2 separate regions of the Homo sapiens genome follow, and region 1 is linked to region 2. Evidence: chromatin loops called from intact Hi-C (ENCODE). Cell type or tissue: HepG2. All regions are shown on one strand. Each heading gives the region's core, and the rest is flanking DNA. Links, peaks and the distances in the headings are about the cores only.

Region 1 (8,564 bases), core at 172-8,171, 470 kb after region 2:
AGACTTCTTCCCAGCCTTTTTAGTGGTTTAACAAACATATTCATTTCCATGTCATCCTCACGATTTTGCCACTTGTATTTTTGTTTACTTATTTTCTTAAGTCAACTCATTATTATACTTGCAAACAGTATGTAAATATCAACTTCATAGGGCAACTGTCAATCAAAAGGAGTACCACTTGCCTCAAATAAAAATTAACTTCAGGATCAACAGAGAACTATTAAACTTAATAACAGCCATCCGCACAGCCCTCAAAATCATCTCACATCCAAAGCAGGGTCCTCAGACTCACTCTGGGGAATCAGAGCTACCTGGTCACACCGGAACACTAGCAATCACCATGCTCGTTATTCTGCCACATGCATTCTGCCAGGCATGCCTGCACCTCCCCTGTGTTCTGATATGCAGGGGAGGGAAGGCAGAGGGCCCTAGGAGCAGGAGGCACGTGCAACCCACTCCAAATGCGGCCAGCGTGCTGCGGGATTACAGCCCGGTCCGCATCCCCCCACCACAATGCCACTAGTTCTTCCGCTATCAAAACAGTTTCACTATCAAACTAGGGTATCAGAAATCCTCCCCTAACAAAAAATATTTCCTGTACCCTCTTTGGTTTTATTCCTTTGGGTAAGAGCTCTCGGCTCACTGCAACCTTCACCTCCTGGGTTCAAGCAATTCAGCCTCCCGAGTAGCTGGGACTACAGGTGCATGTCACCACACCTGGCTAATTTTTTTTTGTATTTTAGTAGAGACGGAGTTTCACCATGTTGCCCAGGGTGGTCTCAAACTCCTCAGCTCAGTCAATCCACCTGTCCTGGCCTCCCAAAGTGCTAGGATTACAGGCGTGAGCCACCGTATCCAGCCTAGATCGTTCTTTATAACAGCATGAAACAGGAAGGACCCTAAACATTCAAGAGGAGGAAAGCGGTGGTGTCCACCGTGGTGCAGCTATGTGATGAGATCTTAGGCAGACTTAAAGTATGACGGGCCAGGTGGGGTGACTCACGCCTCTAATCCCAGCACTTAGGAATGCTAAGGCGGGAAGATCACTTGAACCCAGGAGTTCAAGACTGTCTCTATTAAAAAAAAAAGATGATGGTTAAAACACTGGGGTGAAATAGGTAGTTCTCACATTTTTAAAAAAACAGGAATTAAACTGCATGTGCGGTATGATTTCTAGTATAGAATAAAATGCTTCACTTTTAAAGCAAAGTCTAGCTGTATATACACCAATAATAGCATTGTTAGTGGTGTAGTACTTGGGCAGTGTGTGGAAATATAGCAAGATATGACTAATTAAAGGCAAGGGTCCCTGTTCCCACTCCAGGGCCTCCCAGCTGCCTGGGACACCCAGCTCTGCCACTGCACGCCCTACACAGCTGTCACCTGGACCTCAGGCTAGGATGCTAACCCAGGTGTGTGCCGAGCCCATGAACTTCAGGGTTTCTTCATGCAGGACACCACAGCAGCAGGAATGCCACCAGATGTGGCAGAGTCCAAGTTCTCCTGGAGATTCTTTCTAGCTCTTCAGACTTTCAGCTGACACTCACACGGCGCTGATTGCATCAATACTGAGGGCGCTGTGAGCCCTGACCCTGACTTCAGGGAGCTTACAATCCAGCATAAATATCCACAAGTGGACCCCACCTGCCCCTCCTCGGAAGTCCCCTCCTGTATTCATCTCGCTGGCTGCACCTGCATCTGGTCCTTGGGAGCCAAGGGCTGTAGAAGGATAATTTTCTGCCATACCCACGCGTCTGTACCAGTCCTCAGCACAGCACTTGGCCCATGGAAGCCACCAGTGTGCATGGGAAGGATGACTGCATGAACCAGTGTTTTGTTTTGTTTTGTTTTTGTTTGTTTGTGTGTTGAGACAGGGTCTCGCTCTGTGGCCCAGGCTGGAGTACTAAGGTGGGATCACAGCTGACTGCAGCCTCAAACTTGTGGCCTCAAGCAATCCTCCCATCTTAGCCTCCCAAGTAGCTGGGGTTACAGGGATGTGCCACCATGGTCAGCTAATGTTTTCATTTTTTGTAGAGATGGTATCTCACTATGTTGCCCAGGCTGGTATTGAAATCCTGAGCTCAAGCAATCCTCCCACCTCAGCCTCCCAAAGTGCATGAACCAGTTTTAAAACAGTAATTAGAACTTCTATAAGCTGAGAGCATGCTATCCTTAAGTCGGTAGTCCCCGGAGGATGGGGCACCCTGTGGCTGGGAGGATCTTGGGCACCTCTGTTAACCAGTCCCAGCTTGGTTTAACTAGGGGGAGGGCTTCTTGGGCTAGAAGGGCATCTTCCATCCCTCCCACCCCAATTCAAGTACCAGGTCTGCCTCCCCCAGCTCCCAGCTATCTCAGTTCAACCTCCCTGGGGGCAGGTAGGGGCGCCCGGCCCCAGCACGTTCTGTTGGATGTTCCACCTCCTTGTTCCCTCTCTTCCCTCTTCTCACCCCCAGTTCCATTCTCATCGTTGCAAGCCAGGGCCACTGTGAACTTGGCATCCCTGGGACGCTGCACATTTACCTTCATCTTCCCAGCGAATCCTTCCAGAGAGACACTGTCCCCATTTTATAAACGAAGCACACTGGCCCCAGAGTATTTTGGCTGCTGCTGCTGCTGCTGCTGAAAAGAAGCCAAATAACACATCAAAAAAACTACAGATGAAAATGGGGCCAAATTGATGACACAGAACAGAAGGGAGTCCAGATCACAGCTGGATCGGGGGGTGCCTCTTGGCCCATGGCCCCCGTGTTTTCTATAGAATGCCCAAGGGCCAGAGAGGCTAAGAGGGAGAAAGTGGGCGGCCCCCACTGCACCCCCCAGCTTTTGTGCCCGGGTGGGGAATCCCAAGGAATACGTGAGTCTCAAGGCCCCCCACTTTCAACCTGTGGTGAAGGGAGGCAGGGTGCATTGCAGTGGGTTAGTTGAATTGTTTACGTATGTATTTATTTATTTGCAAGTCTATGGGGTTAATGAAGTAATTAGGGAAATCTGGGGTCTGCACTCCTGGACTTACAATGAAAGCTAGACATTTTTTTTTTCGTAATCCCAGCACTTTGGGAGACCGAGGTGGGCGGATCACATGAGGTCGCGAGTTCGAGACCAGCCTGGCCAACATGGTGAAACCCCGTTTCTACTAAAAATACAGAAATTAGCTGGGCGTGGTGGCGGACGCCTGTAGTCCCAGCTGCTTGGAGGCTGAGGCAGGAGAATCGCTTGAACCCGGGAGGCAGAGGCTGCAGTGAGCCGAGATCGCCACTGCACTCCAGCCTGGGCGACAGAGCGAGCGAGACTCAGTCAAAAAAAAAGAAGAAGAAAAGACACGCGAGCCCCTTTGAAGAATAAATCTCAGCTGTGTTATCTGTCTTGTCACAGCACTGAAACGTGGGGATGGGGAGAACGTAGTTCCACGTTGGCACAGATGAGCTGTTTACATCGAGGCGGACGAGCAGGCAGGAGCGTGCAGTCCGTGCGGCTCTGTTTCTTTCCCCTGTTAAGCGCAGAGTTTCTAGCTGCAGCTAAAGACGCCCACCCAGGCCGAGCGCCCTTGGATTCTGTGGGAGGGCGGCCCCGCGTCCACCGCCTGGGGGCACCGACTCGGGGCTGCGGACCTCGGAGCGCGCCCGGCGGGCTTTGGTTTGGGCAAGGCTGCCATCGTGTGGCCGCCGTGGGTATTTCCCTCGGAAAGCGGCCGGGCAGCGAGCAGGCGCCCGCGCCTCTTCTTTTTACGGGAGTCCGCGCTCTCCGCAAGTCTGTCCTGAGATCGCCGTTTTCTCCCACCAGCCAGAATGGGGCTCACTGCTGCAACCCGGGTCTCAGTCTTCTCCAGGGCACCTCCTGGGCCGTGCCCCGAGCCTTGACTGCGGCAGGCGGTGTTTTTTCCTCTAAAGGAAGAACTTGCCTGTCAGGGCAGTCCACAGTCCAAAATGTGACGCATACCGGAGCTCAGGCCTGGTATCAATCTTAGCACAGCATTTCGGGCTGAATAACTCTGTTATGGGAGCTTTCCTGCCTCTACCCACTAGATGTCAGTACCACCTCTCACCCAACTGTGACAACCAAAAATATCTCCAGACATGGCCAAATGTCCAGGGTTAGGAGGCAAAGTTACCCACCTGAGAACATAAGAGGGAGTGTACTCGTTTCCCATTGCAACTGTAAGAAATTATCACAAATTTGGTGGCCTAAAACTGCCAGGATTTCTTACCATACAGTTCTGGAAGTCAGAAGTCTCAAACAGGTCTTGCTGGGCTGAGGTCAAGCTGGTTCCTTCTGGAGGCTCCAGGGGAGAATCTGTTTCCTGGTCCTTTCCACACAGGCGGCCTGCATTCCTTGGCTCATGGCCCCTTCCTTCATCTTCAAACCCAGCAATGGCTGACTGTGTCTCACGCTGCGACGCTCTGATGGTTCTCTGGCAGTCAAACCTTTCTGTGTGTCCCTCATTTAAACAACCCTTGTGATCACACTGGGCCCACCCAGAGGATCCAGGATAATCTCTCCCTCTCACAATCTTTAGCTTAATCGCATCTGAGAAGTCCCTTTTACCAGGTAAGGTAACTGATACGGTTTGGATGTGTCCCCACCCAAATCTCATCATGAATTGTAGCTCCCATAATTCCCATGTGTGGTGAGAGGGACCCAGTGGGAGATAATTGAGTCACGGGGCACCTTCCCCCATACTGTTCTCATGATAGTTAATAGGTCTCAAGACCTACTAACTATCTCAAGTGGTTTCATAAGGGGAAACCTCTTTCACTTGGTTCTCATTTCTCTCTTGTCTGCTGCCATGTAAGACGTGCATTTCGCCTTCTGCCATAATTGTGAGGATTCCCAGCCACGTGGAACTGAGTCCATTAAACTTCTTTTTCTTTATAAATTACCCAGTCCCAGGTATGTCTTTATCAGCAGCATGAAAACAGACTAATACAGTAACACACTCACAGGTTCCCAGGATTCCCATGTGAGCATCTTTGGGGGCTGCCATGAGAAGATACAAGTGTAAGCCTTGACCAGGCTAGAGCAACAGTGCAGATGAGTGACACTGGCCAGTGAGTGGTGGGGATATGCCCTCCAGGAAAGGGACCGCAGTTTCCAGGCCCTAAAACGTCTCATCTGCTGACTAATTTGAACCCTCAAGCTGCCAGTTTACAGACCCTGACTCATCCTCTACCTTTCACCAACGAGAACCCCGGCGACCCAGAAGGAAAGTGATCATCCCAGCCCTCTCTGGAGTAAGGAGCCAGGCTGAAGCCAGACCCCAAGCTCTTCCCAGTCCTGGGACACAAGTCCATGTTACCCACCCTCAAAGGGAAACATTTCTGTGCTGTGGGATTTCAAGCTGTGCATGAGGCCAGGGAGGAAGTGGTGGTCCCCACACCATCTACACTCCACACCCCCCACCAGGGGTTGGAGGCCGGCTGTGAGAATCAGCCCAGGGCCCTGCCTGAGGGGCTGGATGTGAGGGCAACGTGGGCACCATGACTCTCTGGGGACTGACAGGATGAGCTCAGGGGTCTGTCCCTCACTTGGAGGGTGAGACCCCTGTTTGGCTCTGCATTGAGTGTGAGGATATGGAGTGCCAGGGAGGGAGAGAGAAAGAAATGCCTTTGCTATTTTTATTGGCTTTGAAGTCTAAAATGCCAGGCTCACTTGGGCAGTGGTGGGAAGGGCATCATAGAAGTCTTCAAATAGGTTTGGGGGTCCCAGAGTAGAAGAGAGGTGCGTTCCAATTCCAGCTCGGAGTTCTCAGAGAATGAGTGGCCCCAACCCCAGAGCTCAGAAGAGGACTGCATGAGGGTGCAGGGTCAGCCCCACAGCAAAGCCAGGAGTCCCCAGTGGGGACAGAAAAATGATGCTTACCCATGTGGCCAGGGACAGAGACGATGCAGGTTGAGAGCGAGAACTTGCCGGCCACAACGTCACTTCCTGGTTAGGACAGGGGTTTGGGGTAGAAGCATCCGCAGACACCAGCAGGACCACACACCAGGTGTCCAGGGAGCCTGAGACCAGAGACCATGACAGGACAATTGTGCATGTTAGCTCTAGCCAGGGTGGGCCAAGAGCAGATGGCATCTCCTCACCAAGGCCCCTGCCCTTGGAGCTGACCCCAGGAAGAAAGAGGTACCAAAGAAAATCCTACTTGGAGTGAGGTTGGTTGGAAGGTATCTGAATCCACGCGACTACTTTTTCTGCCATCAACCAGAATGGGTGCTCCAGATACAGATACAACTCAGTTCTAGGAAAATCAAGCCCTAATTTTGCACACCTGAGTGTGAACTGTGTAAAGTGAAAATTAAGTATGACAATAGCAGAGGCATGTGATAACGGAGCCCTTTACAGATGGAAGAGTGCTGTCCTGGGTGACATCCATGGCACCCTCACAGGGACGTGCTGGGGCTGGTGTTTCATGCCTGTGGATAGCCAGGACCTGTGGGGCTCAGAGCTGTGCAGTGATCACTCAGCAAGACCTGTCCAAATGTGCCGGGCCAAGTCTTCAAAACACTGTGTGTCCCCTCTCAAGCCGGCTTCATAGGAGAGACAGTGCCCACTTCCCGATCTGTCACCGAGTGTCCCCACGCACCCAGGACCATCTGAAGCACAGGGCTGGGAAGCCGGCGGGGCTCTGCACACACAGAATCCAGGCTTTGCAGGGGTGGGAGCAAAGGCCTCAAGTCAGCTTGGCCTTCCCACAGCACAGGCGCCAAGGCCAAAGCTGCTTGGCCTCCAGAAACCACCTCTGCAGCCCAGGCTCTGGTCCACAGCAAAAGTGGGTGGGATAAAAGTCAGCGCGTGTATTGTGAAATCTGATTTCTTCTGCTCGACTTATGTCTGCAGCATTCAGGGAGCAGGGGAAGGTCTTTCTTTCTCTTTTCTCTTTCTCTCTCCTTCCTTCCTCCCTTTTCTCTTTCCTTCTTTCTCTTTTTCTTTCTCTTTCTCTTTCTCTCTTTCTCTCTCTCTTCTTCTCTTTCTTTTTTTTTTTGAGATGGAGTCTCTCTCTGTTGCCCAGGCTAGAGTGCAGTGGCATAATCTCAACTCACCATAACCACCACCTTCTAGGGTCAAGTGATTCTCACACCTCAGCCTCCCAAGTAGCAGGGATTACAGACACATGCCACCACACCCAGCTAATTTTTGTATTTTTTTAGTAGAGATGGGGTTTTGCCATATTGGCCAGGCTGGTCTCAAACTCCTGACTTCAAGTGATCTGCCTGCCTCAGCTTCCTAAAGTGCTGTGATTACAGGTGTGAGCCACCACACCTGCCCCCTTGTAGTATTTCTTTATGTAGCTTATGTGAATTTAATTTAGACTGATTTTCATGAAGCTACTTTACAAATACAATACTTATAGTTGGTTGTAATACCTACATTAGATGGGACGGATTTTATCTGCTTCTGTTGTTCACACGGTGATATGGTGTGGCTGTGTCCCCACCCAAATCCCATCTTGAATTATAGCTCCCATAATTCCCACCTGTTGTGGGAGGGACCCGGTTGGACATAATTGAATCATGGGGTGGTTTTCCCCATATTGCTCTCGTGGTAGTGAATAATCTCACAAGATCTGATGGTTTTATAAGGGGTTTCCCCTTTCGCTTGGGTCTCATTTTCTCTTGTCTGCCACCATGTAAGACATGCCTTTCACCTTCTGCCGTGATTAACCGAGGCCTCCCCAGCCACGTGGAGCTTTGAGTCTATTAAACCTCTTTTTCTTTATAAATTATCCAGTCTCAGGCATGTCTTTATCAGCAGCGTGAAAACGGACTAATACACATGGAGACCCAGCAGACATTTCCTCAATCGAAGCACCCCTATTGCAAGTTGAGAGCCATGAGGGAATGATCGTAAAAAGAGCCTACCTAGTCCTGTGACTGGCGTCACCTGGGAAGATTATACCGCAATCCGACCCGAGGAGACGCCCTCCCAATCCCATGGAATTGGAACAGAACCTGGGTGCCCAAGGACCCAAAGCCATCTGCTGGGAGCCCATCCTGTACAGCATCGGCCGCCCACTAAGAATGGCTCAAATCTCAGGCAGTGAAGATCACCCAGGTTCACAAGTCCTGTAGCCCGTCTGTCTGCACATTGTCAAGAATCCCTGTTAGAAGGGTTTGCTGCCTAGAAAATCTGAAGGTGACTTTTTTTTATTTTTTTTTTTGAGACGGAGTCTCGCTCTGTCGCCCAGGCTGGAGTGCAGTGGTGCGATCTCAGCTCACTGCAAGCTCCGCCTCCCGGGTTCACGCCATTCTCCTGCCTCAGCCTCCCGAGTAGCGGGGACTACAGGCGCCCGCCACCACGCCCGGCTAACTTTTTGTGTATTTTTAGTAGAGACGGGGTTTCACCGTGTTAGCCAGGATGGTCTCGATCTCCTGACCTCGTAATCCGCCCGCCTTGGCCTCCCAAAGTGCTGGGATTACAGGCGTGAGCCACCGCGCCCAGCCCTGAAGGTGACTTTTGTTTGGTGGGAAGGAAAGTTCAGAAAGATGAGGCAACTCTATTAAACAGAGTTAGTTGGCACTAAAGCACCCTCCCGGAAGCACTTCAGTGGTTGTGGTCACATTAGGATTTTC
Region 2 (8,564 bases), core at 186-8,185:
TCATGCTTAGACTGGACTTACGGTTTGAGGGTAAAATATCAGAGAAGTGAAGTGCCCTTTACATAACATCATATGAGAGGTACACACTATCAACAGAACTTATCACTGGTGATGTTAGTCTTCATCACCTGGTCAAAAGATGGTTTGTTGGGTTGAAAGCAAGTCACTAGGTCTAGCACCCACTCCAAGTGAGTGGGAGGAGAATCTATATAAATTATTTGGGATTCTGCTGTAAGGAAGATTTGTTTCTTTTCCCCCATTTTTATGTTTATGCCTTGAGAGTAGCATAAACATAAAATGTAAAATTGTCTGATGGGTTTTCTGAGGTTCATACAAATGTAAATTTTAATGTATGTGGATGTAATACACATGACAACTATAGCGTAAAAGGGGAAAGGCAGTCATTCCTAGAGCAACTGCTAAAAATATATATAAAGTAAAAAAAAGATAAATTTAAATGGATTACCAAAAGATGTTCAAATAATCAAAATGAAAGCAGGAAAAAAAGAATAAAGAAACACAGACACACTGATGAAGGCACAACCAAAGCAAATAACAAAATGACACATATAAAACCGACTGTCTTAGTCTGTTCAGGCTGTTATAACAAAATGCCATAAAACGAGGTGGCTTATAAACAACAAACATTTATTTCTCATAGTTTAGAGACTACAGAGTCAAAAGATCAAGGCACCAGAAGATTTGGTGTCCCATGAGGACCTGTGTTTTCATCTGGTGGTGGTTGTTGTTTTGTTTTGTTTTGAGACAGGGTCTCACTCTATGACCAAGGCTGGAGTGCAGTGTCGCAATCTTGGCTCACTGCAGCCTCGACCTCCTGGGCTCAAGCAATCCTCCTGCCTCAGCTTCCCAAGTGGCTGGGACTACAGGCACATGCCACCATGCCCAGCTAATTTTTATATCTTTTATAGAGACAGGGTTTTGTCATATTGCCCATGCTGGTCTCCAACTCCTAATCTCAAGCTTTCTGCCTACCTTGGCCTCCCAGTGTGCTGAGATTATAGGCATGAGCCACCATGCCCAGGCTCTTAGTCTATTTAGTGTTGCTAAAGAAACAGAATACCTGAGGCTAGGTAATATATCAAAAAAAAAAAAAAAAAGAGGTTAATGTAACTCATGATTCTGGTGGCCAAAAAGTTTAAGATTGGGCAGCTGCATGTGGTAAGGAATTCAGGCCACTTCCACTCACCACAAAAAGCAGAAGGGGAGCAGACGTGCACAAAGAGATCACATGGGGAGAGAAGAAGCAAGAGAGAGAAATGGACGACACTCTTTTTACCAACCTGCTCGAGTGAGAACCAATCCAGTCCCATGAGAGCAAGAACTCACTCACTCTTGCCAGAGGGTGTTAAGCTATTCATGAGGGATCAACTCCAATGACCCAAACACCTTCCACTAGGTTCCACCTCCCAACACTGCCACATTGGGCATCAAATCTCAATATGAGTTTTGGTGTGGACGAACCATATCTAAGCCATAGCAGCCTGCGTCTTCATAGATGGTGCCTTCTACATCCTCACACGGTGGAAGGAGCGAGAGTTCTCTCTCGGGACTCTTTTGTAAGGGCACTAGTCCCACTCATGAGGGCCCTGGCATTCACGGCCTAATCACCTCCCCAAAGCCCCTACCTCCTAATACCATCATCTTGGGCGTTAGGATTCCAGCATCTGAATTTTGGGGATGCAAGTTATAGCACCAACGTTGTTACGTTGTTAAAGATCACATTACATGCAGATGGTAAACATGCCAATTAAAAGACATTGTCAGATTGGATTTTTTAAACTGTCATATGCTGCTATATTAATAGTAGCTGAACTCGAATATTCATTGTAATGTATACACAACAAAAATGGAATTTTATCTGTGAATGAGTTGAGTCACCATATAAATTAACTTCTCTCTAGTTATAGAATATTTTTTATTTAAATATCCTCTTTATGTCTGGCTGGGGCAGCTCTACGCTATAGCAAATTTGGCCAGACCCACTTAAGCCACTCAAATGGCTCTACAATGTTGACTGCTCAACAGCCATTTGCCCCTCTTCCTTGTTAACAGAGCTCTGATTGTGTCCAGCACCCAGAGAAGAATGACTGGTCTAAGTGAATTGTAAAAATCCTACTTATTTTTGCCAGTCAATAATCTATAGGTGTACATATGACTCAGTTTTGGCCAATGACATGTAAGAAGTCTGTTGGGGGCATCTGGGATATAAATATATCTTCTTTCTGAGAGAAAAGAGAATTTTTGTTTGCTTGCAGACCCTCCCTTGCTTTATGTGTTGAACTCTGTGGTGTAAGGAAGACAAGGAGACACTTAGAGCTGTGGTAATCCCTACTACGATGAAGGGAGCAGAGTATGTCAAAGAGAAAGATAAAAGGATTCTGATGAATCAATCTGAAGGGCCCATACTCTACTACTGACCTTTTCGTCTAGTAAACAAGAAATATTTTTAAAGGCAGAATGTGTGTTGGTCACACAGTCTGTTGTTACCTGTAGCCAAAACTATTGTTTGTTGTTGTTGTTTTGAGATGGAGTCTCGCTCTCTTACCCAGGCTGGAGTGCAGTGGCACAATCTCGGCTCACTGAAAACCTCCGCCTCCCGGGTTCAAGAGATTCTCCTGCCTCAGCCTCCCGAGTAGTTGCGACTACAGGTGCGAGCCACCACACCCAGCTAATTTTTGTATTTTTAGTAGAAACGGGGTTTCACCATGTTGGCCAGGATGGTCTCGATCTCTTGACCTTGTGATCTGCCCGCCTCGGCCTCCCGAAATGCTGGTATTACAGGTGTGAGCCACCATGCCTGGCTGGCCAAAACTGTTCTTAACTGAAATGAAAACAGAGAGTCTGGTCTTTCCCAGTACAGAATGCAAAACCTGCCATTTTGTCCTTTCATTACCGTTAGGACCATTGTCCTTTTCTCCCTCTCCCAGCCACTTAATTTGGAGGGAACCATTGCCTGGAGACAGTGAAAGTTTAGTAGAGTAAGAGGCAGAACACTATTCATGTATTGCAGAGCCAATACTACTACACGGTTAGGATACATCATTCAATCACTCAACATTTATTGAGCACTTACTGTATGCTAAGATCTGTGTTAGGCCCTAGAGGTCAAAAAACGAATGAGAACAAGTTCTGTGTTTCAAATGAGTGGGATGGATAATACATAGATAAACACGTAAGGTCACGTTGTGTTATATAAAAAAAAAAGTAGGCAGAGTAAGATCATGTAGGGAGCTATTCTAGACGAAATGGTCAGAGAATAGCAACTATTTCTGAACTTTACACAGAGCCTAATTTGTGACTTTTCCACTTTCTCTGAGAGGTAATAAGGAAATTTTGAACTTATAAAACTTTACTAAATCTCCACATTAATAATCTAAACTCAACGAGGGTAGTAGAGCAACCTTTACTTTGAGGTTTTTTTTTTAGGAAAATTGCTAAATTTCATTGTGAGATTAATCAATACATAACAGCTCACAAACGTGGCATGTCGATAAGGGGACAACTTAAAAGTTAAGAAAATGATGACCAGCTAATGACAGCTATGCAAGATGGTAAAAAACAGAACAGAGAAAAAATGGAAGGTTGAAAAGGAAAATGTAGCAGGACAAGCCGGAGGAAACTTGGGCGTGAGGAACAAGTCATCAAGGCAATTGGAAATTTCTGTGGATATGACAATGATGTCAGGAAACTTTCGGGTGGGGCAGAAACTTGAGTGACAGATGTTGTTCAAAAACAATGTGATTCATGATCTTATTTACAGCAGGAAGAATCAGAGTTCCAGCTATTCCTAACAGCGACACTGCGGAGCTTAGGAGGAGAACTCCTTAGGGGATGTATCAGGTTTAAAACCACAACCCTCATTTTTCTTATCTATGGCTCTTACATGGGCTGGGAATTCTGAAACCTGGGAGAGGCGGTGATCAAAAACCTGGAGGTTAGAAGATTCCAAGTCATTCATTAAAGTCCCGATGCGGCCGGCCCCCAAGATCTCAAAAGGAAATATTGCCGAGTTCCGTTTCCCAGAGCATCTATTTCCCCTCGAGTATTGCAGATGTAATCATAAACACAAGCCAGTTACAGCCACAACTTCATGCTTTAGCGAGAACCCAGTGGCTCCTGCAAAGTCCTTACGCTGCTAGAAACCCCGCCCCCGTTCGTAACTATGGGAACGGCTGACACGCTGAGAGCCGGAGATAACCCTGTTCCGCCCCCTCCCTGACAGATACTGTTTCCCACTGTCTGTCCACATGGGCGCACCGCCTCACTATTGGCCAGGGCTCCAGGACTGTGCCTGGCCTCAGCCAGTAAACGGCCTGTGCACGTGCACGCCGGAGCCTCCCGATTGGCCAACACTCCCTGATCACGCACGGCCTTCCTGCGCCCACCCACGCGTGGGAGCGCCAATGAAATGACTCAGTGACCATCTACAACAAATCAGCAAGAAGCAGGGCTCGCAGCTGACCAATGGCCGCCCGCCGGGGGTGGGCTGTCCCGGCCCTTTTCCAGGCCCAACTGGGTTTGTTAAAGCGACAGGCCTCTCGGCGAGCCGGTGCCCCATCGGGTACCGCACGGCTGCCGCGGCGGCCTTACCCTGCCGCGAGCGCCTGTGACAGCGGCGCCGCTGTGCTCGCGACCCCGGCTCCGGGCCTCTGCCGACCTCAGGGGCAGGAAAGAGTCGCCCGGCGGGATGGGCGGGGAGGCTGGGTGCGCGGCGGCCGTGGGTGCCGAGGGCCGCGTGAAGAGCCTGGGTCTGGTGTTCGAGGACGAGCGCAAGGGCTGCTATTCCAGCGGCGAGACAGTGGCCGGGCACGTGCTGCTGGAGGCGTCCGAGCCGGTGGCCCTGCGCGCGCTGCGCCTGGAGGCCCAGGGGCGCGCCACCGCCGCCTGGGGCCCGAGCACCTGCCCCCGCGCCTCGGCCAGCACCGCGGCCCTGGCTGTCTTCTCGGAGGTGGAGTACCTGAACGTGCGCCTCAGCCTGCGGGAGCCCCCGGCCGGTAAGCGCAGGCGAGCGCCTGGGGTTCCCCCGCCAGGCTGCGGGGCCGGGGAGGGGCTGGGAGGCCGCGCACCCTCGGGATGCCCACCTGGCAGGTGAGATCAGGGCGGGCTTCCGGGGGTGGGGTCCGGCCTACCCTCGCGGGTAAGGAGAGACCGCAAGTCCTGGGTGCGCAGCTCTTCCTGGCGCCCCGCCCCTGGCCCGCCGGGCCTGACCGGGACCAGTGGCTCGGGATTTTCTAGGACCGCGACGGGAGGGGGCCATTGGGTGCGGTGGGAACCTGTGATTGGACAATGGGGGATCCAGAAATCTAGGTCCTGTTCCTTCTGGTCCAAGAAAGGGACGGTGGAACCGGCGGCTATGAGGTTCCATTCTGCGGTGCCCGTGTCCTATGGCCTCCACTCCTCCCTATCCTGCATACGTTCTTGGTTCATGATGAATTAGCAGAAATTTGGTTTGGGGAATAGGGAAGTAGTTTCTGAGGGGTAGGAGTTCAAAGGAAGTGTTTTCCAGACTTGATCATCATGCTTGGTTTCCCTCTTCTGGGGAGCAGGGCAACTTAGTAAGAGTTGTACCTCTACCTGATACTGCTGCTGTTTCCTCCGCATCCTCTTCCTCCCCATCCTCCTCCTCCCCTCCTACCCGCTTCTTCCCCTCTCCCCCACTTCTCTCCACTCAAAATGCCTTTAGAGACAAGAGCATCAGGGCGTGTCGGGATTTCCCTTCCTGCTCACTTTGGTGAAGTCCAGTTCACAGTGTAGACTTTTCCAGAAGTACCCATGTGGGGACACACTACATGAGCGTTTCATTAATATTAGATACCAAAATTGGATCCCTTTAGTCACGAAAATACTAAGAACCATGAGTCTTACTCATTTCATGGATGGAAACTAGTTTAAACTTTTACGTTTTTGCCATGAGCTTTTATCTATCAAATAAAACAATGGTATGCACCTCCTCTCCTTGAAGAGTAAACGCATTATATCTATGTGCTATGTCTTATACAAAATATAATAGAATATGTGGTTTTGCCCTATCCTACTGTGGACACAGTGAACTCCTCGAGGTAAGTGATCATCTGAGTCATCCCAAAATTGTAGTGAGGAAAACTATATTTGGAACCAAAACTGCCTTTTGGATCAATGGGAACAGTGTGTTAGTGATAGTTCTTACTCCTTCATGCACTTTCCTCAGTATGGCTTCCAGGATCAACCCAGGCCCCAGTGGAAGCAGACAATACAATTTGCAAGATGGCCGAATGGAGTCAAGGACCTTGGGAGTGAGACATACATTGATTTTTGTCCAGGACTTTGGACTGTATCTCTGGGCCTATAACTGCTGAGTCAATAGATGTAAAATTAAAAGCAGTTGAACCTGGGATTAGCAATAAAAAACTGCTTTGGTAAAATCTGGGCTAACATTTTTTTTAATTCACAAGTCAGATGTTTATTCGTCACACACACACATATATACACATGTGGAACAGAATGTAAAAACTAGACAATTTGAAAATCTTAAACTTGTTTTAGAATGTATCATAGCACATATTGGCACAATTACATTTTGCTTAAAATCATAGTCTCTTTTAGTTGGGGAAAAAAAATAAGTCACCCCTAATATCTATAGCTTGGAAGAACTTAGCATCTTTACACAGTCTAGATTCTGGGGGTAATTTAATTACAAAACCTGGCTGTGTTTCAATCACCTAAGGAGATTTTTAGAAATCCATATTATGTAGCACTGGGATCTGTTTTCACAAATGCTCTCCAGATAATTCTTTGACATCCTTAATCTAATTCAACTACTTGCTGTCATTGTGATTGATTTTCTTCATATTTTTATTGAGAAACTGTAGTAGAAAACAAGCCAGAATCAGAGAGTTGGTCTCAGTTCTTGGTCACCCACCAGCAGTGTGACCTTATGCAAGTCCCTCACCCTTCCTGAGCCCCAGTCTCTGCCTCTGTAATGGTCTTCTGCATCCCACGGCTCATCAAAACCTTTAATTATGAGCTTTGGCTGTAAGGCCATTAGTGATTGAAACATCTTCCTGTGACTTTGTAGTGCTCAGTATACAAGACAGAAATAATGAGCGGTTGGTGCAGAAGCAGAAATGGGCACATGGTTCAGCTTGTGAACCTTTTACATTAAAAACAAAACTTGAGAAAGAGGAAAAGAAAACAAAGATTGAATTCCAAATATTATAACCCATTTTTATCAGTTTTTCCATTTCTTTTTCCTGTTTATGTTTTGAGATAGTTGAAAGTCTCATTTTAAATGATATAGATCCGATGTCGATTTGTTGCTTAATGAAAGGGGAACTTCATGTCTCTCATTCTCTTCAGTATCCTGGGCAACTGTGTTCCCCACAAATGCCTGCCATGCTCTTCCTCATGCTATTCCCTTATCTAAATTTCCCTTCCTATCTGTCTCCATTCCAGCCCTCAGGTCCTGAAGATGTCGGGCCCACCCATGTTCCTATGTGGGTGCTCTAGGTTCTAGCACTCCATGGTCATTGCTTGTGTACAAGCATGTAATCTCCTTTCCTCCCCCGGTCTCTTTGAGGATTATCTGCGGTGCCTGAAATCTAAGCACTACACATTTTAAACTCAAATGAAATACACATTTCAAAACATTTGTAAATACTTCGTCATGTTCTGTAATCTAGTAATTTCAAATTAGAACTTTAGCCCAGCTCTTTTAGGAGCACTGGGATTGCCTTGAGCCTTTCACTCCACAGCTGTCAGGTCGAGATGCTTCCCTGGTCCCTGCTCTGCTGCTACCTTCCTGAGCACACGTCAGCCACTGGGACCCGCCCTGCCACTGAATTTAACATGATCTCATGCCCCTGTGACTTGTTCTTCACTTTGCCTCCAGTCACCCAACTGTGGAGTATTCAAATTGACTTAAGTGGCAGGTGTGTCACTTTTTTATCCCCCTTGATGTTAACACATTAAAAATTGGGGATAGATTCAGAAGACCTAATAGGTCAGTAATGTGTTCCTATTTTCTAAAAGTACGAAGTTGAAATGTCAGCTGACTTGGTTAAGGTCATAAAATAAAACTCTATTTTTTTATTTAAGGGATAAAAAATTCCCATTTCACTACTGATTTCTTTAAATTTTTTTTTTTAGTGAATGGATAAAGTAGAAATCTTCATTTTAGTGTCAGATGACCAGGCAAATCTCAGAGTTCTGTCTCTGTGTTCCGATTTCTTCATCTTATTTATCCTATCCACAATAAGGGAATTCAATATTAAATCTGAGCATGAAATGAAAGGACAGTGTATAAGTCTCTCAAGAGAGCCTCCTGACCAACCGTGAAAGCCATGAAGTCTACTTTGGATCTGAATTAAACAGATTGTCTTGGTGCCTTCATCAGAGGTTTCAGTGGTGCCTCTGGCCTTACAAAGTCCCTCCACACCCTGCATTTTGGCCTTCTCACAATCTAGTGATAAGCTTCTGCCTGAAATAAAATGGAGCTGGTAACCCAAAGCTGAGAAAAGGGCCCTGGCCATGCTTGGTAAAGCCCTTTCTGTATTCCAAGTTAGCCA

The links. Hi-C counts contacts between places; a loop is a spot of excess contacts. Peaks named below come from ENCODE experiments on the same cell type or tissue, not always from the same donor. Only the 100,000 strongest peaks of a DNase experiment are listed, where the experiment ranks them.
Region 1: a loop joins it to region 2, with 16 times the contacts of the local background. A loop is called at or near these places in 3 of 110 quality-filtered maps.

Annotation. Positions count from the first base shown.
Region 1 is chr15:98,424,882-98,433,445 of GRCh38, forward strand. No RefSeq gene overlaps it. Among named protein-coding and RNA genes, the nearest start is that of LINC02351, 8.2 kb to the left of the region's middle. RefSeq lists silencers at 3,479-3,773, 3,499-3,793. In HepG2, for the core only: CTCF peaks have their summits at 3,649 (motif pointing left) and 4,028 (motif pointing right); a DNase peak (open chromatin) is centred at 3,940; H3K4me3 peaks cover 422 bases; H3K27me3 peaks cover 2,618 bases.
Region 2 is chr15:97,956,154-97,964,717 of GRCh38, forward strand. It overlaps ARRDC4 (arrestin domain containing 4), which reads left to right and starts at 4,550. Exons shown (of 8, transcript NM_183376.3): 1 at 4,550-5,015. The coding sequence starts at 4,709. In HepG2, for the core only: no CTCF peak of the experiment used is centred there; DNase peaks (open chromatin) are centred at 4,258 and 6,318; H3K4me3 peaks cover 1,682 bases.